2 separate regions of the Homo sapiens genome follow, and region 1 is linked to region 2. A link is a loop called in an ENCODE intact Hi-C map of the cell type or tissue named here. Cell type or tissue: natural killer cell. All regions are shown on one strand. Links, peaks and the distances in the headings refer to the core of each region. The heading gives the core; the rest is flanking DNA.

Evidence for each region. A loop is a pair of places that touch in the nucleus more often than their neighbours do. Peaks named below come from ENCODE experiments on the same cell type or tissue, not always from the same donor. Only the 100,000 strongest peaks of a DNase experiment are listed, where the experiment ranks them.
Region 1: it touches region 2 in a loop (6-fold over the local background); 4 of 110 quality-filtered maps call a loop at or near these places.

The regions. Positions count from the first base shown.
Region 1 is chr5:157,023,369-157,038,533 of GRCh38, forward strand. HAVCR1 (hepatitis A virus cellular receptor 1) reads right to left here. Exons shown (of 9, transcript NM_001173393.3): 7 at 13,879-13,993; 8 at 9,486-9,519; 9 at 6,045-6,473. The coding sequence ends at 6,365. Among named protein-coding and RNA genes, the nearest start is that of HAVCR1, 28 kb to the right of the region's middle. In natural killer cell, for the core only: no CTCF peak of the experiment used is centred there; a DNase peak (open chromatin) is centred at 7,533; H3K27ac peaks cover 2,825 bases.
Region 2 is chr5:157,101,182-157,116,346 of GRCh38, forward strand. HAVCR2 (hepatitis A virus cellular receptor 2) reads right to left here and starts at 7,863. Exons shown (of 7, transcript NM_032782.5): 1 at 7,745-7,863; 2 at 5,446-5,781; 3 at 3,485-3,568. The coding sequence starts at 7,802. RefSeq lists an enhancer at 7,650-7,799. In natural killer cell, for the core only: no CTCF peak of the experiment used is centred there; DNase peaks (open chromatin) are centred at 8,010 and 8,820; H3K4me3 peaks cover 3,368 bases; H3K27ac peaks cover 4,932 bases.

The DNA of each region.
Region 1 (15,165 bases), core at 4,447-12,446, 77 kb before region 2:
CACTTTGGGAGGCCAAGGTGGGCAGATTGCTTGGACCCAGGAGTTTGAGACCAGCCTGGGTAACATGGTGAAAATACATCTCTACAAAAATCACAAAAATTAGCCGGGCAAGGTGGTGCACACCTGTGGTCCCAGCTACTCGGGAGGCTGAGGTGGGAGGATACTTGAGCCCAGGACTTCAAGGCTGCAGTGAGCCGTGATCACACCACTGCACTCCAGCCTGGGTGACAGAGCAAGACCCTGTCTCAAAGGAAAAAAAAAAAAAAAAAGCAAAAGGAAATCAACAACAAAAGAAAACCTTAATCAGAGGGAGATCAAATGACTAATTGTCATTCCTTTCCTTCCAGAGAGCACTACGAACCTGTAACAAACATCCACAAACTAGACCATGAAAACCAGAGTGTAAATAAGCTTCCCCTACATTTTTTGGGTCTTCCTATATTTTGGAGACTCCAGGTAATTTTATTTAGCCTCAGAAGTGACAGTGCAAAGCTGGGCATGGTGGCTCACGCCTGTAATCCCAGCACTTTGGGAGGCCGAGGTGGGTGGATCACCTGAGGTCAGGAGTTCAAGACCAGCCTGGCCAACATGGTGAAACCCCATCTCTACTAAAAATACAAAAATTCGCCAGGCGTGGTGGCAAGCACCTGTAATCCCAGCTACTTGGGAGGCTGAGGCAGGAGAATGGCTTGAACCCAGGAGGCGGAGGTTGCAGTGAGCCGAGATTGAGCCATTGCACTCCAGCCTGGGCGACAAGAGCAAAACTCCGTCTCAAAAAGTAACTAAATAAACAAAAGTGGCAGTGCAATACCCAAAGTCCCCTGCAAGAAAGACTTTGGGTTCATTTCCTGAGATTTACATCTGAAATAAGTAGAAGTAAAGGATGATCGTATGCTCTTATTTCCACATGTTCTTTCATGAAGTCTGAATGCTTTTATTGAAATGTAAAATATTTTATAGCAGCTTGTATTCTGTCATTTAAACAAACAAAAATTCTCAGGTCACATCTGTATTGCTAAACCAGAATGTCTAGAAATAGGGCCAAGAAATGTGTATTTTAACAAGCTCCCAGCTGATTTTGATCTATTGACTCTCCGACTTCAGGCATCTACATAACCTTTGCCGTATTCACATTGCTTTTTTGCTATTACTCACTCAAGTTATTTTAGATTAATTAACTTTAACATTTTATTCATCCTAATCAATACCCATTAAATCATGGGTTTGATGCATCTTAAAAAATATACATCAAAAAACTATTTTAAAAATCCATTTGTGGACTGGATAAAATCAGCTCCTGTACCACCCCACTACTGCCTCCCAAAGCAGCAATTTTGGGCCCAAACCAATTAGAGCCAAACGTTGGTGCCAGTTCCCTCTTTTTTCACAACCCCTCTTGCAAGGCCTGGGGGTGTCTCACAGCCCTGTGGAAAGCCCCTTGCTGCCAAGAGGTTCCCTTCTCCCCCTCTTTTTCCCCTGCCTATATCCTTCTGTCCTCCCAACAAACCTGACTCTCGAGCTATACCTGACTTAGAATAGTGTCACTGAAGCATGTTAGTGAATGTTAACATAGAATTTGGTGATGGGTAGCAGGTTTAGCTTTTAATATGCAAAAGTGGTTTTCTAAGATTGGGACTCTTTTCCAAACAGACATCTTCATAGAGCCCTTTTCCTTTCTTTTTTAAATTTTTAATAAGATGGAGGCTCACTTTGTTGCCCAGGCTGGCCTTGAACTCCTGGGCTCAAGTGATCCTCCAGCCTTGGCCCCCTAAAGTGCTGGGATTACAGGTGTGAGCCACTGTGCCTGGCCTGTAGATTCCTTTTCATCCAGCACCTGGCCAGACCCCTTGCACATCTCTTCAGCCTTGCTTCTCTTCATCTCTCCTCACTCACTAGTTTTTTACTCATTGGAACACAACATCCTCTCTTTTAATACACAAGCTTCCTGCTGCCCCACAGCCTTTGCATTTGTTTTCCTTCCACTAGATTTTCATGTGGCTGCCACCTACACATTTTTCTTGGTTTCAACTTAAATGTCACCTCTTTCCTAGAAGCAGCCGCTGACCAACCAGCTAAAGCTACACCACTTCCTACCCCCCAACAAACACCCTCTACCTCAGTGGTTCTCAACTGTGCCCGCAGGGACATTGTCAGTTGTCACCACTGGAGGATGTGACTGGCATCTAGTGGGTGGAGGCCAGGGATGACGCCAAACACCTTACAATGCACAGGACAGCCCCCTACAACAGAGATTTCTGTCCCCAAATGCCATAGTTGAGAAGCCAGTCTCTATCACAAGATTCTTTCTCTTAGTAATAATCAGTATCAGAAGTGATAGGTTTTGTATTTCTTCCCTACTAAGCTCCTTAGAACCTGGAGTTCAGGGTTGTTTCCTGAAGAGCACCTGACACCTGTGTGACTTGCCACAAATTTGATCCACTTTGACTAGAGCTCACAGCAAGTTGAAGATGGCTGACCCAAACTAAATGATGAGCCAGAGAAAATATCGAGTCGGTTTTCAAATTTGTTCCATTGCTGTTTTGTTAAAACAAAGCTGTTTTGTTTTCAAGAGACAAACAAAAAAAAACTTTTATTAATGAGTATGCATATAAATAAACCTAGACAACCACGAAGAGTCCCTCACAGTTTCATGTATTCACAGAATTATTTCATCTTTAAAGCCATCAGTGAACAATTAGTTCTGCTACTTGTTAAAGTTGTGCAAAATTTCTCAATTTAAACATACAGTCTTAATTATACCACTGTTCTAATGTCCCAAGACTGATTGGAGGTAATGGAATCTCAACAATATCTTAAATAGTAATTTAAAAAATTCATTGCGATCTACAAGACTAATATATCTAAAGGAAAATAATTCATATTCACTAAATTCCTCCCCTTTCTTCCTTCTTACCTATTCTCCCTTTCACTTGACAATTTTTTTCTACAGTATATGATGATGGCCAAATTACCCAATATCAACTGTTTCAAAAAAGAAATGTTATTTTAAAAGATACCATACAGCAAGAGACTTATAGGTGTAACACCATTGAAATTATTTGCTAAGCCCTGGCCAGGCACGGTGGCTCACACCTGCAATTCCAATACTTTGGGAGGCTGAGCAGGCAGATCACTTGACATCAGGAGTTCAAGACCACCCTGGCCAATATGGTGGAACCCTGTCTCTACTAAAAATACAAAAATTAAGTGGACATGGTGGCTATCCCAGCTACTCAGGTGGCTGAGGCAGGAGAATTGCTTGAGCCCGAGAGGCAGAGGTTGCAGTGAGCCAAGATTCTGCCACTACACTCTAGCCTGGATGACAGAGCCAGACTCTGTCTCAAAAGAAAAAAAAAATTATTTACCAAGCTGTGTTTTCGTAGTGTTTTTTAATTCTCCAAACTGCTTCAGTATCTGTAGTGTTTTTTACATTTCAAAGACTTCTCACATGTAACATTTCATTGGAATTAGCACTGTACATCATAGTTGATATGGAAATTATTACATCTACAGATGAAGAAAATGTAGACGTAAAGAACCATTTGCTCTAATGTCATCCAGTGTAACTGCTAAGAGTTAGGATTAGACTCAAGTCCTATCCCTAATCCTGTATACTACCCTAAACTCCTAAGCCCCCATACATTGTACTGCACAGAATGCTACTAGTGACTGTACTCATGCATTCAAACAAGTTTTGGAAATGTGTTAAGCAAAGCTAACCAGATTCCTGGAGTATTACGCATCATAAATCCTCAGGAAGGATCCAGAGAATAGGGCAGTTGCCATAAAGTTAAAAGCCCCACAGGTGTCAGGCAGGTAACAAAGGTGAGCATGCAGGGAACATAAGGATTTGGGGATTAGAGGATGCAGCCCCATCTAGTGGGACCCTGGTCACATAGCAATCCAGTCCAATCTTGCCAGGTCTTTCCAGAGAAACTACAAATCTTGGCTTTAATTTCAAATCTCCAATTTTGTGCATGTTGCCTCAAATTTAAGAAAAAAAGACACTATAGCTTTTAAAAAATAAAATTTTTGACCAGATCGGGCTGGCCACATTTGGGAAAACTGAAATACCATGTATCACAATCTTATTTGCCCACAGAATTTTCCTTCAAAGGACCTATAAATTTCCTAGAATGATAACTGCGTTAAAAAATGTTGCCTCTGGCTGGGCGCGGTGGCTTATGCCTGTAATCCCAACACTTTGGGGAGGCCAAAGCGGGTGGCTCACCTGAGGTCAGGAGTTGGAGGCCAGCCTGGCCAATATGGTGAAACCCTGTCTCTACTAAAAATAAGCTGGGCGTTGTGGCGGGCATCTGTAATCCCAGCTACTCAGGAGGCTGAGGCAGGAGAATCACTTGAACCTGGGAGGTGGAGGTTGCAGTGAGCCAAGATTGTGCCATTGCATTTCAGCCTGGGTGACAAGAGCAAAACTCCATCTCAAAAAAACAAAAACAAAAACAAAAAGTTTCCTCTGAAAGCAAGCATCCTGTTGCCCCAGACAACTATGGTATGGGTAGCTCTGAACCTCAACCATGAATTATTTCAGAGTTTACTCAAACTGAAATTGAAATTAATACCCAGCCTTAACTGTTCATGTAGAAATGTTTCTTTTCTGACAAATCTAGCCCTTGCAAATCTATACTTAGTAGAGAACAGTGTTTCTCCATGTTGGTCAGGCTGGTCTCAAACTCCCGACCTCTAGTGATCCACTCACCTCAGCCTTCCAAAGCCCTGGGATTACAGGCATGAGCCACCATGCCCGGCCGGCAAATATATACTTCTAAACAATTATACTGGTTTAGTATAATTGTTTTTTATATATTTTTATACTGACTAAAGATATCCTTACAATAAGCCTAATTGAATTGTAAAAAAAAAAAAAAAAAAAATACAGGAATTGATTAGATATGAGAAAGACACTTTGCCTTTCCAAAACAATTTTATCTTTTTTTTTTTTCCTTAAATTTTTTTCTTAATAGAGATGGGGTATTGCCATGTTGCCCAGGCTGGTCTCAAACTTCTGGGCTCAAGCTACCTGCCCACCTTGGCTTCACAAAGTGCTGGGATTACAGGCATGAGCCACGGCGCTAGCCTCCTAAACAATTTTAAACATGAAAGTGGTTTGGAGGCGATTTAGAATTTGGGTCAAAACTAGTGAGTTTCAAACACTTATATCTGCAATGTAACTTATAAGGCAGAAAAGGCAGACTTTTCCCTACTCCCGCCTTTTTTTTTTCTTTTATTGCTGATCTTCTTGGTTCTAAAAATTTGTTCAGAAAGCCTGATGGTTGTTTAAATGCTTAGCACCATGACACACGTGTAATAAAAATTGCATAAATGGACCAGGCACGGTGGCTCATGCCTGTAATCCCAGCACTTTGGAAGGCCAAGGAGGCTGGATCCTCTGAGGTCAGGAGTTCGAGATCATTCTGGCCAACATGATGAAACCCTGTCTCTACTAAAAAAATACAAAAAATTAGCTGAGCATAGTGGCGGACACCTGTAATCCCAGCTACTCGTGAGGCTGAGGCGGGAGAATTGCTTGAACCCGGAAGGTGGAGGTTACAGTGAGCCGAGATTTCACCATCGCACTCCAGCCTGGGCAACAAGAGCAAAGCTCCATCTCAAAAAAAAAAAAAAAAATTGCATAAATATGTTAAATCACCTGGCAAATGATTTTCTTCCCCTGGTGTCTATGTGTTCCATACTATTGTAGGCTCTTTAACTGGTAAAACAGCTACCCCAATTCAGAGATCCAGTACTTAATGCATCACATTTCCAGAGTTATGAGAAAACAGCTAAACCTGTGAGTTAGACTCACTTTGTTTCCCCACGGAGGAAATAAAAACCCACGATTTGAAACCTTTGGAAAACATAGGAAATGCAACATTTGGAAGTATAACATAGAAACAAGAGATAATCATACAATGCTTCCAAATGAAGTCTCACGTTGGATTTGCTGGTTTTTAAGACAGATTCCCCTCTTCTGGACAGCTGTGATGGCCAAGATAGAAGTTCATTTGCTATGTTTCCAGGGACTATTCTCTTTGATGTATACAGGATTTATGGGGTCTAAAAAGAACATACAATTATAAAGTGTTCATATTTGAGAGAAAACTGCAATGATCAGAAGGATTGAGCCAGTTTTAGCATAAAAAATTAGGACTACATTAATGATGAGGTTGACTATACACAGTTTGGAGTGAGAGAGTTACTCTACCCAGTATCACTGACATGTTGGAATGCCAGATGAAACTGAAACAGAAAAATTGTCTTGGGGTCTAAAAGACGTCTGATGTGCTGATGTCTGTTCAGTCTTCTGCACTCATGGGCGTAAACTCTCAAAGAGCACCACTGGGTCTTAGTCCGTGGCATAAAGACTATTCTCAATGTAGATATTGTCTTCTGCTTGGACTTCCTTTTCAACTGCATTTTGCAAAGCTTTAATTTGAAGGCTGCTAAATGAAACACTGTAGAAAGAGTTGTTGAAGAATAACATGAGTAAGAAAAAAAGCAGACCACTTCTCACATATAAGCTGCACTTTTGTTTATGATCAGGCAATATCAGGTATTCGAGACTCCAGGAGCCCCGTTCACACAAAGTATAAAATAAATAGTGCCTTCCAGAGTTGTAAAAGGTGTGGCTCTTATTATTAAGTTGAAGAAAAGTCTGTTTAATAAGCATGTAGACAATCTAAGAAGTATTCAAAAACTCAGACTGGTCTCTTTGAAACTCGCATAATAGAATACAAAAATGGAAAATCTAAAAATACAGAGCTCTGACATCAAACTAAGTGGCTGAATCAAGATGCATATTTTCAAATGTGGCTAAGCATTGGATGACTGGTGCTTTTCCAACTGTAGCTTGTGATCCTTTAGAGAGGGTTGTTAAATCTACTTAGCCATCTACATCCTATATTCAAGATAAAAACAGAACAGAGAAACATTGAATATAGTTAAATAGTACTGTTTCACAAGTATACACTGGATCATAGTGTTAAAAATCTTCCTGTGCTGGATGCAGTAGCTCATGCCTCTAATCCCAGCATTTTGGGAGGCCATGGCAGGAGGATCCCTTGAGGCCAGCGTGAGCAACATAGCGAGACCCCGTCTCTACAGATTTTTTTTTTAATTAGCCAGGTGTGGTGGCTTGTGCCCATAATCCTGGCTACTTGGGAGGCTGAGACAGAAGAATCACTTGAACCCAGGAGGTAGAGGTTGCAGTGAGCCGAGATCACACCACTGCACTCCAGCCTGGGCTGGAGACTCTGTCTCAAAAAAAGAAATCAGTAGAAACAGTGGAAATACAAGTGAGGGAAGAAAGTAGACTTAGTTTTAACTTACGTGTAGCATTTTGATGTAACTGGTTATTTTTATATATTTGTATATAGTGACTATTTGTTACCAAAGCCTGCCCCCAAAATATGGAACTTGTCTTCATTCAGCTGCAGATGAAACACATGTCCACACATTTAAAGAACTGTGAAAAACAAAGCTCCACTATGGTCCCTAAACAGGTCAGTCATACATGTGTGAAGACACTTAGTTTAAGTGTCAATGAGCTCAAATGACTCAGTGTGATATAACTGCCGAGAAGATAATGTCATGAAGAAGTGTTCATAATTTGTTAGTGTGGGTTTTTTTTTTTTTGGCTTTTTTTATACTTTACACATTTCTCTTCCATTCCAGAAATATTTATGAGCACAGATTCGTGAGATTGAGTCCTTTATATGCTATGTGATGTGACCTTACATGTCACTCAACATTTCTGAAACTGTTTTCCAATCTGTAAAATGAGAATAGTGCCTCTCTCGCAGTTTATTGCTGTGAAGGGCTTGAATGCAATAACAAAAGTCGATGTGTATTGAGCACTTACAGTATGCTGGGCACTGTTCAGACAGGTTCTGTGGATTGGCTCAGGTAATTAACTCAGACTCAGGAAAGTCTGTGTACAAGCATCCAATGAAGGAGAACTAGACTTAATAGATGGCAGCCTAAGTAAGAGGGATAGATTCTGAATCAGAGAAAGTCCTTGCTTAAAACTCAGCCTGAACCAAATGAAGCAGGCTGGCTGGCTTTAGAACTAGGTAGTTGTCTCCTACCACTACAGGCAGTGTGGCAGATGGCCTTGGGGCATAGATGCAGTAAAGGGGATTTAAATTGTACCTGGGGCCAGGTGCGGTCCCTCACGCCTATAATCCCAGCACTTTGGGAGGCCAAGGTAGGCGGATCACCTGAGGTGAGGAGTTTGAGACCAGCCTAACATGGCAGAACCCCGTCTCTATTAAAAATACAAAAATTAGCCAGGCATGGTGGCAGGTGCCTGTGATCCCAGCTACTCAGCAGGCTGAGGCTGGAGAATTGCTTGAATCCAGGAGGTGGAGGTTGCAGATCACACCATTGCATTCCAGCCTGGGTGTCTCAAAAAAAAAAAAAAAAAAAAAAGTAACTAGGCAGCAGGGTAGACTGAAAGGTCTTTAAAGGCAAATTCAAGTGCCTGCAAGGCTAGACAGCTAATATAGATCAGTGGAGCAGGCTGGGTAGGGAGCAGCAGGGAATGATGGAAGCTGTGGAAAACTGGAGGCACTTGCCCTACCTCAGTGCCTTTGCACTCCCTGCCCCTGCAGCCAGGAATTATCTTCCTCCAAATTAGCTGCTTTCTTGGCACTCAATCAAACAGATCCTTATCCTGTTCTATAGTCCCCATGGTGTTTATCTGTAAGCATGTAAAAGAACCATGCTTATTTGCTTACATGGTTTTTGTCTGTTATATTCATCTCTTTGGAATATAATAGCCAATAACACTCAGTAAGACAAAGCATCGAATATGGTGAAACCCTGTCTCTACTAAAAGTATGAAAAAATGGCCGGGCGCGGTGGCTCATGTCTGTAATTCCAGCACTTTGGGAGGCCGAGGCAGGCAGATCACCGGAGGTCAGGAGTTTGAAACCAGCCTAACCAACATGGAGAAACCCCGTCTCTACTAAAAATACAAAATTAGCTGGGTATGGTGGCACATGTCTGTAATCCCAGCTACTGGGGAGGCTGAGGCAGGAGAATCGCTTGAACCCAGGAGGTGGAGGTTGTGGTGAGCCGAGAAGGTGCCATTGCACTCCAGCCAGGGCAGCAAGAGTGAAATTCAGTCTCAAAAAAGACAAAGCGTTAAACGAAATAAAAGAACAAACTAAAGCAAATCATTCAATGTTTACTTCCATCGAGCAAATCTTGCAATTTAGTTATCTTGCCCTATGGGGTTTGCTTAGGATTGAGGTGCTCCCTCTGTACCAGCTCTGCCACAACTCCAGGGAAATACACAAAGCTACAAATATCACTGGAAGGTGTAAATAATAGAATTGCTCATTAAAGTGGACTGTCAGGATCCAAGGTATGCGATGGAGAGTTTAGGAGAGAGACAGAAATCTATTTTTATTTTACCAGAGTAGGAACCTCAAAAGTATTGATAGAAATATTTTCGAGCTTACCTTAGTTGTTGAACCTCCTTTTTGAAGAAATACTCTAAATTGAAGGGGTGGGGAGAGAGGAGTTGAAGAGAAAACTAAACATCTCAGCAAGAGTTTTAATCTTTTTTTCAATCAAGTGTATTATTTCTGTTATTACTTAGATTTTTCCCTGGTACCTTGAGGTGTCTCCTTCCCATGTCCCTTTTGATTCTGCAGGACCCAAACAAGCCATTTACTGTCCAGTATCTCAATTTCATTAATGGTTTGGTGTATTCATCCACATATCCTCCCTAACTTTAATGCAATTCTTAAATTATCTTTCATTTTTTTAAAAAAAATGAGTAAGTCCAAGATCCTTCTGATAGGCTACTGAACAACAGGCGTCAACCAAGATTTGTTTTAGATGAACTGGGTCATAAAGATACTTTAAGAGTCACCTCTATCAAAGGATACTTTTGCAAGAGTTTGTACTACCAGTCATCTCTCTCCTAAACAAGGAAATAATGAGTTATTTTTGCTTAAGGAGTAAAGTATATTTTGAGGTTGTTAGGGCTCAGAATACAATACCCTCAAATAGGCTTCTTTGGAATTCAAAGTGAGAGCACCTGGGGAGGAGCATATTTAGGAAAGGGCTTTCTCTGAAGCTCCCCTATCTAGCTAAAGGCCAGATCCTCCAGAAGATATTCTGTTGTTGTCAATCCTTTCCCCAGATATCTCGATATCTCATCAATGGCAGGGCGGGGGCGGGGGCGGGTGGGGGTGGTGGGGGAACTGATGCACATCACAGGAAGGAGACTAGAGCTGACAACACATCCAGAGTCCAGAGGAATTTGTCCTGCCCTACAGTCTGTTCTTTGGGCCCATTCATCTCCCCTAAAAATCATTTACTCTTCCTCTAAAATTGTCTACATCCATCACTTTTCTCTCCCCTAAGAAAAGGGTATTTAAGGCCAGGTGCAGTGGCTCATGCCTGCAATCCCAACACTTTGGGAGGCAGAGGCAGGCGGTCAGGAGTTCAAGACCAGCCTGACCAACATGGTGAAAACCCCATCTCTACTAAAAACACGAAAATCATTCGGGTGTGGTGGCACGAGCCTGTAATCCCAGCTACTCAGGAGGCTGAGGCAGGAGAATTGCTTGAACCTGGGAGGCAGAGGTTGCAGTGAGCTTTAAGGGGGCCAGCCCCTCCACACCTGTGGGTATTTCTCATCAGGTGGGACAAGAGACTGAGAAAAGAAATAAGACACAGAGACAAAGTATAGAGAAAGAGCAGTGGGCCCAAGGGACCGGCGCTCAGCATACGGAGGACCCACGCCGGCACTTGTCTCTGAGTTCCCTCAGTATTTATTGATCTCTATCTCTACTGTCTCAGTGAGGGGGATGTGGCAGGACTATAGGGTAATGGTGGGGAGAGGGTCAGCAGGAAAACATGTGAGCAAAGGTCTCTGTGTCATAAATAAGTTTAAGGAAAGGTGCTGTGCCTCGATGTGCACGTAGGCCAGGTTTATGTTTGACTTTACACAAACATCTCAGTGCAGTAAAGAGCAGTATTGCTGCCAGCATGTCCCACCTCCAGCCATAAGGCAGTTTTCTTCTATCTCAGTAAATAGAATGTATGATCGGGTTTTACACCGAGACATTCCATTCCCAGGGACAAGCAGGAGACAGATGCCTTCCTCTTATCTCAACTGCAAAGAGGCCTTCCTCTTTCACTAATCCTCAGCACAGACCCTTTACGGGTGTCGGGCTCGGGGAGGGTCAGGTCTTTCCCTTCCCACAAGGCCATATCTCGGGCTGTCTCAGTGGGGAGAAACCTTGGACAATACCTAGGCTTTCTTGGGCAGAGGTCCCTGAGGCCTTCCGCAGTGCATTTTGTCCCTGGGTACTCGAGACTGGAGAATGGCGATGACTTTTACCAAGCATACTGCCTGCAAACACATTTTTAACAAAGCACCTCCTGCACAGCCCTAATCCATTAAACCTTGAGTCAACACAGCACATGTTTCTGCGAGCACAGGGTTGGGGTTAGGGTTACAGATTAACAGCATCTCAAGGCAGAAGAATTTTTCTTAGTACAGAACAAACTGGAGTTCCTTATGTCTTCTTCTTTCTACATAGACACAGTAACAGTCTGATCTCTCTTTCTTTTCCCCCACAGAGCTGAGATCACACCACTGCATTCCAGTCTGAGTGACAGAGCAAGAGACTCTGTCTCCAAAAAAAAAGAAAGAAAAGGGTATTTAAGCTCCAGTCATCTGGCCCTTTCTTCCATCTCATATTTTGTGTGGCTTCTGTACACATAATAAATATGTATTCATTTTCTCCTGTTAATCTCCTAATAATCTATTTTTTTTTTGGCGTACTCAAGTATCAAAATTTCAGAGGGAAAGTTTGAACTTCCCTGCAAGGTATTTTACCCAATTTCTAAATAACTTTGACTAAGCAAGCTCCAAAATAATTATATAAAAACTTCCTCAAATTTGCCAAACATACTCTTAATTTTCTGATTCTCCTCTGCCTAGACCCATGAACTAAATCAGTCATGGCTTCAAATACCACATCTTGCAAAATAGCTAACTAGGGTTCTTTTATGGGAGGCAGGTTATACTGAGACAAACACACACACACACAGTTAGCAGAAGGGAGACATGAAGCCTGGGGTGGTTGCTTTTTGAAGACTTTTGTTTTACTTTTTTAGTCTGTGTCTTGCTATCAGTTTCCCCTCCCAGTGTCTCATGTGCCTCTTCTGCTAAATGAGTGTTGCAAAATTTTAACAATATCACCCCCACAGGGAAAAAAATTAGATCTTGTAGGGTGGAGAAAATAAATCTTATATATCACAATGGTGTGTTGACTTCCAGATCGCAACACTACCCAACAAACTCCTATTTCTTGATACAGTTGGCCCTCGATGTCCACAGGTTTGGCATCCTCAGTTTCAACCACTCGCAAATTGAAAATTAAAAAAAAAATAAAAATAATACACAACAATAATAATACAGATAAAAACAATACAATATAACAACTATTTACATGGCATTTACGTTGTATATTAGGTGTTCTAAGTAATCTAGGGAAGATTTAAAGTATACTGGAGGAAGTGAGTAGGCTATGTGCAAATACTACACCATTTTATAAGGGACTTGAGCATCTGCAGATTTTGGAATCAAGGGGCTCTGGAACCAATCCCCCAAGGGTACTGAGGAACACCTGTATTTAGTTTTTCTTGGCCTGGCATTGTGGCTCATGCCTGTAATCCTAGAACTTTGGGAGGCCGAGGCAGGTGGATCACCTGAGGTTAGGAGTTTGAGACCAGCCTAGCCAACATGGCAAAACCCCGTCTCTACTAAAAATACAAAAATTCGGCCGGGCGTGGTGGCTCATGCCTGTAATCCCAGCACTTTGGGAGGCCAAGGCAGGCGGATCACAAGGTCAGGAGATCGAGACCATCCTGACTAACACGGTGAAACCCCATCTCTACTAAAAAATACAAAAAATTAGCCGGGCGTGGTGGCGGGCGCCTGTAGTCCCAGCTACTCAGGAGGCTGAGGCAGGAGAATGGCTTGAACTCAGGAGGTGGAGGTTGCAGTGAGCCACGATCGTGCCATTGCACTCCAGCCTGTGAGACAAGAGAGAAACTCTGTCTCAAAAAAATTCTTATAGAATTAAATTTTTTCCATAGGGGAATAATAATTGAAAAATAACAAGTTTAAAAAATAGTGGTTTTAAGTGAAAACTCCACTAGAATGTAACTTCCATGAGATTTATAGAGATTTATGGCAAAAGGATCTTTCTAACTACAATTACAGTTTAAGATTGCTGTGCACTTGTCATGTGCCAGGAACCATTCTCAGTGCTTTTTCTTTTTGTTCTTTTCCTTTTATTTTAGAGACAATGTCTCACTATGTTGCCCAGGCTGGTTTTGAACTCCTGGGCTCAAGCAATCCTCCTGCCTCAGCCTCCCAAAGTGCTGGGATTACAGACATGAGCCACTGCTCCTGGCTGGTGCTTTTTTTAATGGTTTTTTTGTTTGTTTGTTTTGTTTTGCTTTTTTGTTTTGTTTTTGTTTTTTTTTAAGAAATGGGGTCCCACCATGTTGTTCAGGCTAGTCTTGAACTCCTGGGCTCAAGCAATCCTCCTGCCTCACTCAGCCTCCCAAGTAGCTAGGATTACAGGCATAAGACCCCACACCCAGCTCCCATTCTTAGTGCTTTGTAGGTACCAATGCATTTAAACTTCATTTCCCTTCCCCCTTGAGGTAGATGGTATTACCATGTGACTTTTACAAATGAGGATTTGGGGAGACAAAGGGAAGTCGTGTGAAATCAAAATCATGTGACTTATGAAACTAGTGAACCCAGGCAATTTTGCTGTACATCCCTTGTCCCTTAGGAACAATCTCGAAATGACTTACTTTTGGCAATGATGACACCCAAAAGAGCAAGAAGCACCAAGACAGAAATACAGACTCCAGCATAGATTCCTTTAGTGGTATTGGCCGTCAGTAGACTATGTTCTAGGAACAGTTGCTGAGGAAACAACAACAGATCAAAAAAGCATCTTGTTAGAAAGTTATGAAGAGAAAACATTTCCCAGAATCACTTACCCAGCCACATTTACCTGTATTGGTGCTTGGGGACTTCTGGAACATAAGGGTAAGACCAAATGATCTCAGTTTATAACCATACGGTGAAAATCTAGGACAACTTGAAACGCAAAACATATTTTACAATGATGGAGGTGTTTTCTAGCTTGCTTGAGGTTGTATTTACATAGGTGTACACATTTGTCAAAACTAAAACTGTATGCTTAAAATGGGTTTGTATGTAAATTTTTTAATTTACTGTTTTAAAAGTCAATAGGCTATTTCCACAAATACATCCTCTTGTGATATTAAAAAAGAAAAAATGTCAGGCATGGTAGCTCACATCTCTAATCCCAGCACTTTGGGAGCCCAGGCATCCTGAGGTCAGGTGTTCGAGACCAGCCTGGGCAACATGGTGAAACCCCATCTCTACTAAAAATACAAAAATCAGCTGGGTGTGGTGCTGCACGCCTGTAATCCCAGCTACTTGGGAGGCGGAGGCAAAAAATTGCTTGAACCCGGGAGGTTGCAGTGAGCCAAGATTTCGCCATTGCACTCCAGCCTGGGCAACAGAGTGAGACTCCATCTCGAAAAAAAGAAAAAAAGAAAAAAAAATTGTTTATATAAATTGACTTGATGTGATGTTATCTTAATGTGCTCAGTTATTGAATTTTGTCCTTGGTTACAGTCCTTACTTGTCTTTTTACCTGTAATAGAAGATTCTGTCTCTATCTAAATAAATAGATTTGAGAGTAGCTGCACACAGACATGGCCATGATTAACAATTCAACGCTATGCAATCATGAAGAAATGTAAAATTGTTTAAGTCTTCTGGTGCCTATCACAAGAGATCATCACCTCCTGGAATAGGCCTGAAATGTGCCTGGCTTCCTGCTGGTCCCCATTTCATGGCTTAGTTCTAATCCTAAAGAGAGCCCACCGGGAAGGTATTTTAATAGAAGGAAGGGGGAGAATCTGAGTGAAGGACAAATCTTCTCATTTGTAAAATCTTAATCCCTGGAGTCAGAATCCCAGGTCTTCTACTTAGTCACTATGTGACCATGGACAAGCTATTTAGCCTCTCTGAATCTATTTCTATGTCTAGCAATAGACATA
Region 2 (15,165 bases), core at 3,888-11,887:
TTTCAGACTCCTTATAATTATTTTTCTTGATAAAAATGGTAAAACTAACTTTTTAAAAACTTCATTTTGCTATGAAAATGATCAGTAAAATCAAGCACTGTTGTGTCATTACAGCTTTTTTTCACACAGATTTGGCCACCAACCAAGATGGATGGGACAGTTGAAGGGAGTGGCAATGTTCTTTCTGGAGAAACCAAGATTTGCCTGGTGGGGCAGGTAGCAGCGGAGGTGAGATGTGATGGCCTTAACAGTGTATAAATTTAGTAGTTACCATCTATTTGGTACTTATTAGGTGCCAGACATGGTGCTTAGCACCATATACATACAATCTCATTTAATCCTCAACCACAATAAGTAGGTACTACTATTTTCCCCATTTTTCAGATGAAGATACTGAGTCTGAGAGAGCCACTTTGCCCAAGATCACACAGCTATTAATTGGGAAAGCTAGGATTTAAAGCAGATCTACTCTAGAGCTGAGGACTCACCTGTGACCCAGTCCTTACTCCTTCAGGTAGAAGACAAGTTGCATTTGTTCTGTGTTCAAATTCCAGGCCCTTGGATCTCTTACTTTTAAAGGCTCTACTCCATTTTTTTTTTTTTTTTTTCTGAGAAAGGGTCTCGCTCTGTTGCCCAGGTTTGGAGTACAGTGGCACCAACTCGGCTCAGTGAATCCTCAACCTCCTGAGTTCAAGCAATCTTCCTGCCTCAGCCCTGCCAAGTAGCTGGGACTACAGGCACATGCCACCATGCCCGGCTATTTTTTTTTTTTTTTTTTTTTTTGGGATGGAATCTCGCTCTGTTTTCCAGGCTTCAGGACAGTGGTGAGATCTCGGTTCACTCCTCCCAGGCTCAGACAATTCTCCTGCCTCAGCCTCCTGAGTAGCTGGAATTATAGGCATGCACCACCATGACCAGCTAATTTTTGTATTTTTAGTAGAGACAGGGGTTTCACCATCTTGGCCAGGCTGGCTTAAACTCCTGACCTCAGGTGATCCATCTGCCTTGGCCTCCCAAAGTGCTGGGATTACAGGTGTGAGCCACTGCACTCAGCCTAATTTTTTGTATTCTTAGTAGAGATGGGGTTTTGCCATGTTGCCCAGGCTGGTCTTGAACTCCTGAGCTCCAGTGATCTGCCTGCCTTGGCCTCCCATAGTGCTGGGATTACACATGTGAGCCACTGTGCCCAGCCCCATTTTTATATTAAATGCTCCCACATCCCACATTTAGAGTTGGTTTGCCAGCAGCCAATTTACATAATGTTACATATTATAGACAAACCATTAAATATTCATTCATTTCAATTTTTTATTTTATTTTCCTATTTAGGAGCTACTGACCTATTTTTGGTTGTTTCAATATTTTTTCTCAGTCAGGCCCTTGAGAAGCTCAGAGGTTCGAGGTATTATTCCTATATTCCCATTTTTGTTGCCCTAGAGGGAAGGAACTAACAAACAAAAACTAAAGGGAAGGCTGGGCGTGGTGGCTTACACCTGTAATCCCAGCGCTTTGGGAGGCCGAGGCAGAGGGATCACCTGAGGTTAGGAGTTCGAGACCAGCATGGCCACCATGGTGAAACCCCGTCTCTAATAAAAATACAAAAATTAGCGGGGCGTGGTGGCGCGCGTCTGTAATCCCAGCTACTTGGGAGGCTGAGGCAGGAGAATGGCATGAACCTGGGAGGCAGAGTTTGCAGTGAGCCAAGATCGTGTCATTGCACTCCAGCCTGGGTGAGAGAGTGAGACTCCGTCTCAAAAAAAAAAAAAAAGGAAAGAAAAACTAAAGGAAAGAAGACTTCTGTCTGTGGTAGAGACAAGTATAAGGAAATGCACCACCTCGACAGGGAGTGAACTCCGTCTACAGCAAATGCCCATTCAGTGGTGATGTAGTAAAAAGTACTGGCCGGGCGCGGTGGCTCACGCGTGTAATCCCAGCACTTTGGGAGGCCGAGGCGGGAGGATCACAAGGTCAGGAGATGGAGACCATCCTGGCTAACACGGTGAAACTCTGTCTCTACTAAAAATACAAAAAAGAAAAAAATTAGCTGGGCTTGATGGTGGGCGCCTGTAGTCCCAGCTACTTGGGAGGCTGAGGCAGGAGAATGGCGTGAACCCAGGAGGCGGAACTTGCAGTGAGCCGAGATTGCGCCACTGCACTCTAGTCTGGGTGACAGAGCAAGACTCCGTCTCAATTAAAAAAAAAAAAAAAAGTACTGAAGCACAGGATGGGAAAGTGAGACTAAATGACCCTTGAAGTCCCTTCTAGCACTATGGTTGTAAGATTCTTTAAAATATAACAATGGCATACAATAAGTATCTGGTATAACTTTATTATTTTCTGTCCCCACCATATTTAGTTTCCTCTCTAATTGCATAAAAGATGTTGGCTACCAATCACTAAAGACTAACCAAAGACTGAAACTTTGGAGAGCTAAAACCAGTAACTATAGTAATAATAAACAGTTGAGTGCTTTTTATGGGCCAGGTACTATGCTGAGCATTTTACATACATTATCATGTTTATACATTACAACCACCTCATGACATGGGCACTGGAATTATCCTCATTGTAGAGATGAGCAAACTGAGCTTCAGAGAATTTGAGCAACTTGACTGAGGTCACAGAGCTATCAAGAACAGCTGAAATTAGAACCCATTCCACCTGTCACTGAAGTACTTTAACCACAATCTCACTGTGCCTCCTGATCTTATAATATTAACGACAACAGCTAACATGTACAAATTGTGGTCAGACATTGGGATAAACGTTTTAGACATTTTCTTATTTAAAGCCCATAAGGTGTGATTTATGAGATTTATGACATTATGAGGTGGGACTCACCTATTAACCTCATTTTACAGAAGAAAAAAAAAATGGAGCTCCAGAGAGTTTAGAAGAGACCAGGACACTGACAAGAAATACCTTAAAATTAACCTTCATGATCAATGTGACTTGACTTCTGCTTTATGCCCAGTGTTCTCTTCTGGAGCACCCTGAGTACGTCCTTGCTGAATTACATGAAGAATTTAACTATTCTTTCTGTGGCTGGAATCCAGGGAAGGTGATGGGCTTTATTCTAGCTAGAAGGCATCCTAGAAATCACCTAATCCAATGTGTCAGTTCCCAAACACAGACTGACACCAGTTCATGACCAAACATCACCAGTCCAGGGTCAGTCAGAAAATGTGGACAAAGTAATGAGCATTTCATTCAATTTAGTTAATATTTAAGTAAAATTAAAGACTATAAAGTTTATTAACTTTTTTCCAGTTAAAATTTAAGTAAAATAATCCTAAGCCAGACCATCTTTTTCCCAGCACAGGTGTGTCTCCACCACTTCCCTCTTTTCAAACACTATTTCAGGTGCACGGAGATATCCATGCCTCCACTCTCACACTGTTTTCTCATCTTTTTTTCCCACATTCAAAATCCTCTGAATTCAGAGCCAGCTAAAGATTCCCTCCTCTGCCCCATGCATAGTTACCTGGGCCATGTCCCCTGGTGGTAAGCATCCTTGGAAAGGCTGCAGTGAAGTCTCTCTGCCGAGTCGGTGCAGGGGTGACCTTGGCTAATGTCAGAAACAACATAAGGATGAAAATTATCTGAGAGCAGAAAGCTTATTTCAGGGAATCAAAGGGGCAGCAAGAAAAAAATGCGAAAGACAATTAAGAAAGAGAAATACACCCTCAGCTTCCAAACCTGCCTGGATACCTACGTTGAGAGTGTATCACACACTTCAAATGTTTGACAAAGGTAAGATGCAGTCATCATTGTTACATTCTGATTATTAATAGCGGAACTAACAGCCACACAAATGGCCATAATTACAGGTTGAAGACTCCTTATCTGAAATGCTTGAGATCAGAAATGTTTTAGATTTTGAATTTTTTTTTTTTTTTTGAAACGGAGTTTTGCTCTTGTTGCCCAGGCTGGAGTGCAATGGCATAATCTCGGCTCACTGCAACCTCCGCCTCCTGGGTTCAAGCAATTCTCCTGCCTCAGACTCCTGAGTAGCTGGGACTACAGGCATGTGCAACCACACCTGGCTAATTTTGTATTTTTAGTAGAGACAGGGTTTCTCCATGTTGGTCAGACTGGTCTCGAACTCCCGACCTCAGGTGATCCACCCACCTCAGCCTCCCAAAGTGCTGGGATTATAGGCATGAGCCACCACGCCCAGCCATGTTTTTATTTTTTTATTTTTTAGTATCTGCCTATACTTATGTTCCAATGAGCTTTTCCTTTGAATGTCATGTCAGTGTCCAAAAAGTTTTGGATTTTAGAGCATTTCAGATTTTGGTGCATTTTAGGTTTTAGATTTTCAGATTTGGGATGCCCAACCTATAAAGGCTTTTAATAAAATATTATCACATAAAATCCTTCTAATGGCCCACATGATCGGTATTATTGTCATATTTTATAGAAGAGGAGCTCACAGCGTTTCAATAACTTGCTCAGGATTATATAGCTAGTAAGAGGCAGAGTTAGATGTAAACTCAGCTCTATCTGGGCACAAAGTACATGTTATAGAAATCTTAAGTCTGTTCACCTCCCAGCATACATGCATAACCCAGCAGTTCACCATGCTGGCTGCACCTGGGGTAAAATCACCTGAGGTAGACTCTGTAAAAAGCTAATGCTTAGCATCTACCTCCAGAGATGCTGATTTCTCTGGTTTTTGGTAGTGGGGTTTTTTCTTCTGCTTTTTAAGAGATAGGGGTAGCCACAGTATATCAGCCAGGCTGGTCTCAAACTCCTGACCTCAAGTGATCCTCCTGCTTCAGCCTCTCAAAGTATTGGGATTATAGGCATGAGCCACTGTACCTGGCATCTATAGTTGTTTAAAAACTCTCTATGTGATTCTAATGAGAGTCAGGGTCTCTAACCACTGATCTAGGCCTTTCATCCCATCTATACATTCCACCCATGAGTTTTGGCTTTTCTTTTCTTTTCTTTTTTTTTTTTTGAGACAGAGTTTCACCCTTGTCAGCCAGGCTGGAGTACAATGGCGAGATCTTGGCTTACCACAACCTCCGACTCCCAGGTTCAAGTGATTCTCCTGCTTCAGCCCCCCAAGTAGCTAGAATTACAGGCTCCCGTAACCATGCCTGGCTAATTTTTTGTATTTTTAGTGGAGACAAGGTTTTACTATGTTGGCCAGGCTGGTCTCGAATTCCTGACCTCATGATCCACCGGCCTCAGCCTCCCAAAGTGCTGGGATTAGAGGTGTGAGCCACCACGCCCAGGCACACCCATGAGTTTTAAAACAGAGAGAAGGTGTTAAATATCACTGAGCATCACCAATGGGGCCTGTTAAACTTTAGGTCTTAGTGGCCCTCCTCCAGGGCTATAATTAGGGAAGTCAGAGATGAGAACAATCAGTACCTTTAATATGATCCACAGATAAATCTTATTCATAAAGATGGCATGCAAATGTCCACTCACCTGGTTTGATGACCAACTTCAGGTTAAATTTTTCATCATTCATTATGCCTGGGATTTGGATCCGGCAGCAGTAGATCCCACTGTCTGCTAGAGTCACATTCTCTATGGTCAGGGACACATCTCCTTTGCGGAAATCCCCATTTAGCCAGTATCTGGATGTCCAATAATTCACATCCCTTTCATCAGTCCTGAGCACCACGTTGCCACATTCAAACACAGGACAGGCTCCTTTGCCCCAGCAGACGGGCACGAGGTTCCCTGGGGCGGCTGGGGTGTAGAAGCAGGGCAGATAGGCATTCTGACCGACCTCCGCTCTGTATTCCACTTCTGAGGACCCTGCATAGAGAGAGAAGGAGAGCCAAGACTCAAGCGGTGAGTGAGGTTACTCCATTTCAGGAAAACTGCAAGCCATGTCTTACAGAATAAAGAGGAAGCTACTGCTGCAGTCCTGTTTGGAGGATGATTCGCTGTGACAATGCTTCTCAGATGTGAAGGCCATCAGAATCACTGGGAAGCCTTGCGAAAACACAGATTGCTGGGCTCAACTGCTAGAGTTCCTGACTCAGTTGGCCTGTGGTAGAGCCTGAGAACTTTTATTTCTAACAAGTTCTCAAGTGTTGCTGAAGTGGCTGGTCTCAGAACCTCACTTTCAGAAACACTGCCCTAGGAGAGAATTGTGGCCCAATTCTGTGAACACGGGAGAACAGGGCTGATGGAAACAGACAATCAGAAAATTAGTCATGGTCAGCCAGGAAACGGCCCGCCCATCTGGGCTACTTGCTTGTTCATCAACAAAGGGAGGCTCTCCTAACATACTTCTCTTTTTAAGCAGCAAGTGCACAGTAAATACAAACCCTTGGTTAAATAAGGATCTTGTGTATTTGAAACTACTCATGGAGTTGTTTTAAGGTTTAAAGTTGTGAAAAGAAATTAAATTTTGGGACCCCAAACTCATTCAGTCAAAGGGAAAAGTCAAGCTGGGAACTGGGTCACAGAAACCTGCCTCCTCTTTTTGATTCCTGAATAAGATGGCTACAGGATGAAAGGCTGCATACCTCCCCCATATTTTGCCCACAAGGAAATTCCTGGTCAGCTGTGCAATGCAGATTGATAGCTCATCTTTACCGGTGCGGTCACCCTGGCCAGACACAAATGCGTTATCTGATTGTTTCCCTACCCCATTTTGTCTGTGTTATCTAATGTAAAATGCAGATTCCCCATATTTTTCCTCTGCCCCCCCCCCTTTTTTATGTGAAAACTGAGTGCTTCTCAATATCCCACCTTGTCCCCTTTAAATCTGGAGCCCTCAAAATCATCTTCTGAGAAAGTCATAGACCTGTCTCTCAGGTGCCTCCTTAACTTTGGCAAACAAATCTCCTAAAATGATTGAGACTTGTCTCCTCATTTTCCTCAAATGACAAAGTTAATTCCATTAAAAAAAAACTATATATATTTTATATATGATAAAACATTCATTATATATTTTCTTTTGATTTTTTATGTCCCCTTTGTTTTCATATGACTCAACTACAGTAAAAACATTCAAACACTATCAAAGGTGTATGAAAAAGTGGCCGGGCACACGGTGGGTCACGCCTGTAATCCCAGCACTTTGGGAGGCTGAGATGGGCAGATTACTTGAGGCCATGAGTTTGAGACCAGCCTGACCAACATGGTAAAACCCTGTCTCTACTAAAAATTAAAAACATTAGCTGGGTGTGGTGGTGCACGCCTGTGATCCCAGCTACTCCGGTGCCTAAGGCAGGAGAATCACTTGAACCTGGGAGGCGGAGATTGCAGTGAGCCAAAATGGTGCCACCACTGCACTCCAGCCTGGGCAATAGAGTGAGACTCCATCTCAATTGAAAAAAAGAAAAAGAAAGAAAAGAAAAAGAAAAAAAGGAAAGAAAAGAAAAGAAAAATATGCCTTACTCTCCCAACTCTTTACCATTCCCTGGTTCCTTTTCCTAGAGCTTATACATTAAGAAATGTCCACATATTCCTGCTCCCCGACAATGCACACACACAAATAGAAGCCTAATATATGCATTATTCTGCAACTTTTTTTCTTTAATAACATTATAATTTTGAGACATTCTATACCAGTATGTTTTGTCAGACTCACTGTTTGTATCATGATTATATCACATTTATTTACCCACTCCCTCATCGACGGACATTTAGGTTGCTTCCAAGCTTTTGCTATTACAAACAACATTACAATGGCCATCCTTGTATCTCTCCCTTGTCCTCTGTACAGCACCATTATGTCATTGTAAATATCCATGCCGAGACTTACTTGTAAGTAGTAGCAGCAGCAGCAGCAGGACACAGTCAAAGGGAAGATGTGAAAACATGGAGCTTGCAGAAGAAAAGTCAGAGGACACCTCTGTTAGGCACAGTTTTAACTCTCCAAATGGACTGGGTACTTCTTCCAACTGTCTACTCCACAATCACATGAGCAGTAGCCGCCCCCACTGAGTGCTAGCTCAGCACACCCGGGTGTCTGATTGCCAGTGATTCTTATAGTAACACTGCCAGGTCTACAGTCACATTAAAGGAAACCAAAGTTCTCTGTCATGCCACACTACACACATCCTGTAAGTGTTCTGATGTCTGTCCTGTGATATCAACAAAGAGGAAGCAATACTTCAGTGGAAGAAAACGCTACTCAGTCATGGCACATAAAGAGAACCCTCTAATAATGTCTCAGATGAGATACACCTGAAATGGAGCATGTCCGAGTCCATCTGACTAGCGGGGAACACAAAGTACAGATGCATCATCCATGGATTCATTCACTCAAATCAGTCCCTTCATCAGGCCTGTGACCAAAGTTTATGAAGCCCCTACTTTGCACCAGGCACTGGACTAGGAAGTGGAACACAACAGTGAATGGCATGTTCCTTATCCTCACATTTACAGACCATAGCAACTCCCAGCATAAGCCTCACTCTCATCCTTCTTCTAACACAGATTAGGTTGTATCCTATAACCTTGCTGAGTCTCAGTTTCCTCATTTATATAATTTATAAAATGAGAAAATTGTATTAGATAATACATGCATGGCTCTCTGTTCTAATATTCTGACTTTGACCTTCAAACTTCCAACTCTTCAATTTAGAAAAAACATGTTCCTTTTGGCAACAGTTCCTTTCCTCTACTCTGAGTAGAATTAAGGGGATCTTGGTATCCTGTTTCATCTCATGCATACAAGGTGCCCCCTCTCCCCTACCCCAAGAGGCTTTGGCCATGAATGATCAGAAAGTGTTGAGTTCCAGCCACACTCCCATAACTGAGGTAACAGCTTAGACTCACGTAGCCTCAGCTCTGGGAGTGTGACCTTTATCTGGACACCTTAAAAGCAAAAGCTTTTTTTTATAAAAGGGAAGTGAGCTCACAGGCTGAGTGGTTTCTGAAAAGCCAGTGGCCTTCCTCTATGTCTTGCCTTCCTGAGTTTCTTTGTCATTCACATTTATGCCATTAAATGCATTGGGTATAAATACCAAATTTGTTCAATATAAACAAATGGCATTTAATATAAATATGCAACTTGTTCAATGTGTGTACTTCCCATAGCATTGCAGAGTGGCAGTTACTCAAGAGATCATAATCAATTTCTCATTTTATTTTATTTTATTTTTATTTATTTATTTATTTTTTTGAGATGGAGTTTCGCTCTTTTTGTCCAGGCTGGAGTGCAATGGCATGATCTCGGCTCACTGCAACCTCTGCCTCCCGGGTTCAAGTGATTCTCCTGCCTCAGCCTCCTGAGTAGCTGGGATTACAGGCATGTGCCACCACCCCGGATAATTTTGTATTTTTAGTAGAGACGGGGTTTCTCCATGTTGGTCAGGCTGTTCTTGAACTCCCGACCTCAGGCGATCCACCCGCCTCGGCCTCCCAAAGTGCTGGGTTTACAGGCATAGCCACCGCGCCCGGCCAATTTCTCATTTTATAGACAAGGAATCTGAGACTTCAGAAAATTGATTTGCCGAAAGGCACATGATTGGTGATTTAGAATGAGAGCATAAGCCCCCTAAGTGACAGATTTTTTCCACTATAAATTATGTTTTATTAATTTAATGTTTGTCTTCCCACATAACTAATAACCAGCAAATGACCATATTCAAGCATAAGGTAGAATAGATTAAATATGGGGTCTGGGGTTATTTTTATTAGCAGCATGAACTTGGTCAAGGCTCTTAAAAGCATCAGCCCTCAGTTTCTGTGTTTTGTTTTGTTTTGTTTTTGTTTTTGTTTTGAGACAGAGTCTTGCTCTGTCGCCCAGGCTGGAGTGCAGTGGCGCGATCTCGGCTCACTGCAAACTCCGCCTCCTGTGTTCAAGCAATTCTCCTGTCTCAGCCTCCCAAGTAGCTGGGACTAAGAGCGCACACCACCATGCCCGGCTAATTTTTGTATTTTTAGTAGAGACAGGGTTTCACCATATTGGTCAGGCTGGTCTCGAACTTCTGACCTCAGGTGATCTACCTGCCTCGGCCTCTCAAAATGCTGGGATTACAGGCATGAGCCACCGTGCCCAGCGATGTTTTGTTTTTACCACTTTGTTTTCTGCTCATTTCTAGAATTGCTACTGAGACCAGCTTTATAAAACATTAACAATTTATTAGTTCATTAAAGTCTAGATATGAAGGGGTCTAGAGATCTCCTTTAACTCTCTTGTGTGTGTAGGGAGCTGGTTCTGAACATTTTCATGTTCACTTAACTTTTATTTCCTGTTTATTTTCTTAAAAACTTTAGATAATACATTCAAATAGTTAAAAAGTAAAAGGAATATAAAAAGCTCAAGAAGCCTTGATCCCATGATCCCATCCTTCCATGTTTACCCCCATTTCTCCCACCTATGCTATAGGTTTTCTTTTTTTTTTTTTTTTGACATAGAGTCTCGCCCTGTCACCCAGGCTGGAGTGCAGCGTCACGATCTCAGCTCACTGCAACCTGCGACTCCCAAGTTCAAGCGATTCTCCTGCCTCAGCCTCCTGAGTAGCTGAGATTATAGGCACCTGCCACCGTGCCCAGCTAATTTTTGTATTTTTAGTAGAGATGGGTTTTCACCATGTTGGTCAGGCTGATCTCGAACTCCTGACCTTGCAATCTGCCCACTTCAGCCTCCCAAAGTGCTGGGATTACAGGCTTGAGCCACTGCACCCGACCAGGTTTTCATTTTCATAAGTTTCTTGTGTATACTCCCAATGCAAACCCAAGAAAATAAAATATATATTCTCATACTCTCTTTTCTTAGACAAAATACCATATACCTTTTTTGAAACTTGCATTTTCCTATTGTTATTTGCTGAAATATTTATTTTTAAAATTTTATTTATTTTATTTATTTTATTTTTATTTATTTATTTATTTATTTTTTGAGATGGAGTTTCACTCTTGTCTCTCAGGCTGGAGTGCAATGGTGCTATCTCGGCTTACTGCAACCTCTGCCTCCCCTCAGCCTCCCAAGTAGCTGGGATTATAGGCACCTGTCACCATGCCCGGTTAATTTTTGTATTTTTAGTAGAGACAGGGTTTTACCATGTTGGCCAGGCTGGTCTCAAATTCCTGACCTCAGGTGATCTGCCCGTCCCAGCATTCCAAATTGCTGATTACAGGCAGGAGCCGCCGCACCTGGCCCTTTATTTTTTTTTAAATTTGTTTTAATTTATTTTTAGAGACAAGGGTCTCACTAGGTTACCCAGGCTGGTCTCAAACTCCTGGGCTCAAGGGATCCTCCTGCCTCAGCCTCCCAAAGTGCTGGGATTACAGGTGTGAGCCACCATGCCGAGTCTGCTGAAATATTTTTAAACGAATCCCAGACATCGTGCTATTTCACTTTTACGTACTTTAGTGTGCAATCTTCCTTTTTAAAAAATGGGCATTCTGAAGCCGGGTGTGGTGACTCACGGCTGTAATCCCAGCACTTTGGGAGGCCGAGGCAGGTGGATCACCTGAGGTCAGAAGATCGAGACCAGCCTGGCTAACACGGTGAAAACCCCATCTCTACTAAAAATACAAAAAATTAGCCAGGCATGGTGGTGGGTGCCTGTAATCGCAGCTACTTGGGAGGCTGAGGCAGGAGAATCGCTTGAACCAGGGAGGCAGAGGTTGCAGTGAGCCGAGATTGTGCCACTGCATTCCAGCCTGGACAACAAGCGCAAAATTTCGTCTCAAAACAAACCAACCAACAAACAAAAATGGACATTCTGCTAATATAATCATAATATCATTATCGCACATAACAAATTTAATGATGCCTTAGAAGCACCTAGTACTTCAGTCTATAGCCAAATCTCCCTGATTATCTCAAAAATGTCTTTTTTCAATCAGTTTGTTTAAATCCAGATCCAAACAAGTCCCAGCATTGCATTTGTTTGCTATGTCCCTCAAGTCTCTTTTAATCGAAGACAGTCTGCCCTCCACCCCCTTGCCATTGGTTATACAAACCAGTTATACAAACCAGGTTTTGTCCTGTGAAATGCTCCACATTCAGGGTTTGTCTGTTTCCCTGTGGGGTCATTTACATTATTCCTCTTTTCTTCGAATTTGCTGAAAATGAAAGTTTGCTCTAGAGGTTTAGTTGGAACGTGGTTTGACTTCTTGGCAAAAACACGTCACAGCTGGTGCCTTGTGCTTCACATTTCATCACAATTGTCTGGTTGCTCCACAGCATGCAACCTTCTTTTTTAAATGTATTTAAATTTTTTTTTTTTTTTTTTGAGACGAAGTCTTGCTCCATCACCCAGGTCAGAGCACAATGGTGCAAACTCGGTTCACTGTAAACTCTGCCTCAAGCAGTTCTCCTGCCTCAGCCTCCTGAGTAGCTGGGATTACAAACACGAGCCACCATGCCCAGCAAATTTTTTGTATTTTTAGTAGGGACAAGGTTTCACCATGTTGACCAGGCTGGTCTCGAACTCCTGACCTTAAGTGATCCAACTACCTCGGCCTCCCAAAGTTCTGGGATTACAGGCATGAGCAACCGCGCCCAGCCTAAAATCTTTTGTTTCAGCTCATGTAGAATGTCCTCATTCTTTTTTATTTTTTCGCTCTGTCCCCAGGCTGGAGTGCAATGGCGCGATCTCGGCTCACTGCAAGCTCTGCCTCCCAGATTCATGCCATTCTCCAGCCTCAGCCTCCCGAGTAGCTGGGACTACAGGTGCCTGCCACCACGCCCGGCTAGTTTTTTGTATTTTTAGTAGAGACTGGGTTTCATCGTGTTAGCCAGGATGGTCTCGATCTTCTGACCTCATGATCCGCCCGCCTTGGCCTCCCAAAGTGCTGGGATTACAGGCGTGAGCCACCGCGCCTGGCCGAATGTCCTCATTTTTTTATTACAGCTACATAGACTCCATTAGATGAACTCACTGGGCCAGGCACAGTGTGCATAGAGTGTAACTCTAATTATGCAAAAGTTCATAAAATGGAAGTTAGAGCCAGATCAGGAGACAGGATAATATGGGTTATTTAGATGGCAGCATCCGGAAAATCTCAGTCCAACTAGAATCTTCCCTACACAATTGGGAAGTGCAGTGGAGTAGATACTGGGGAGTAACCACAATGACCACTTAAGGTGGGGACCCTATATGTACTTAAATTGAGTTGATAATTAACTTGGTTAAATCACATCTCAGGTTACATAGACCTAACTGAGATTAGTTCAAAATTTTGCAAAGGAAGAAACAGGTTGAATATTAAGGGTAAGAGGTTAAATTAAGCAATTGTGAGCCAGATGTTCTGACTTCCAGATTGTAACTAGCCACGTGAGTTCCCATGAAGGGTACTGTCACCTTGTGTGTTTGTACAGTACTTTAAAAACCTTTTTAAAAAATTATATAAATCATATTCACTGCAGAAAATTTTGAAAAATACGAATTAAAAAATAAATAAATAAAACAAATGTTGTCATAATCTCAGTACCATGAAATAGCCACTTTCAACTTAATGAGTCTTCTTTCAGATTCTTTTTTTTTTTTTTTTTGTAGAGATGGGAATCTCACTGTGTTGCCCAGGCTGGTCTTGAACTCCTGGGTTCAAGTGATCTGCCCATCTCAGCCTCCCAAAGTGCTGGGATTATAGGTGTGAGCTACTGGGCCCAGCTTAAGTTAACTTTCAACACTTTTGCCCTCCTCACCAGGTCCCAGCACTAAGAGGGCTACGTCAGACCACCAAGATCCTGGGCATACCTGGAAGAAACTTCAGGTTTTTCAGGGTCTTCAGAATAACGTGTTTACAAAGATAAATAAATTTCCCCTTTGCTATTGACTACCTCTCACAGCATGACTATGGCGTGTTCTTATATTGATTTTGATGCACCCATATGCCAACAAAACTCTCTTACCAAAGACTCCATACATTATTATGCTGCCAATGAGAGAAAACCCAACTCAAGCTGGCTTCAACTATAAAGTGAATTTATTAACTGACATTATGGAAAAATCCAGGTTCAGGCAAGGCTTGATTCAGTGGCTCTCAGAGAGGTCACCAAGAACCTAGTTTCTGACTGATGTTAACATTCAGTTGCCTCCAGGGCTGTCTCTTTTCTCAGATTCTACACAGTGCCCCTCTCTTGCACCCACAGAGCACACATCTGTGTGAATCACTCCCCTATTGGTTAAGGGATTTATACTCTTTCAAAGGCCCAAGTCTGGGTCTGAGTCACAGACTCATTCCTGAAAAATCACTGTCCCCAAAGGGTCAAAAAGCATTAATAGGCTTAGGCCTGGGTCACCTCCCCACACTTCATGTTCTGAAATGAGAGAAGAGTGATTCCCCTAAATAAAAACTGCAGTGCATTTCAGGAGGAGAGACAGAAGTTGGACAACAAAAACAAACATCCACTAGAGACCCCTTACACAAAAAGGGAAGAGGCAGGAGATGGGGAAAGAAACTTTCTCCTCCAAGTATATATGGTTTTTTTCTTACCTAAAAATGACATTTTACTAATGCAGCGTTTTTTAAGTTACAAGGACATGCTCTTCACAACCCTGAAGAGATGATAAAGAGCTCCTGTGTTTATAGAGAGTTTTTTATTTAGTAACCATGAATGGATGCCAGAGAGATTAAGCTTGAGGTCACACTCAAGTGAGTGCAAGGCCAGCTTAAAGCCCCTTCCAATATAGAATACAGTGGCCCAGGAAGGACAAGTCAGCATTCTGAGCTATCACAACATTTATCCAGCAAGTAATTTTTTAAAAATTATTTTAGTGACAGAGTCTCTCTCTGTCACCCATGCTGAAGTGCAGTAGTGCAAGCATTACTTACTGTAGCCTCAAACTCCTGGGCTTAAGCTCAATACTTACAGTTTATAAGTACTTACAAACTATAAATTTATGCTATGTAATGTTCTTTATTCTGTTATATTTTTCCATTAAACAATAGTTTAACCTTAAAGCCATAATGTGACATCTACATATCCATTGTTTTATAAAAAATTAAAAAGTCTGATGGTAGTAATACTGGCAGTGTCATGGAGCAAGATAAATACTTATCTTCCCTATTCAGCCTCCTGAGCAGCTGGGACCACAGGCATGAGCTACCACACCCTGTTTGTTATTTTTATTTTTGTACAGAAGGGGTCTCACTTTGTTGCCCAAGCTGATCTTGAGCTCCAGGATTCAAGCAATCCTCCCACCTCAGCCTCCCAAAGTGCTGGGATTACAGGTGTGAGCCACCGCACCCAGCCTTATCCATTAAGTAACTTCTAAGGGA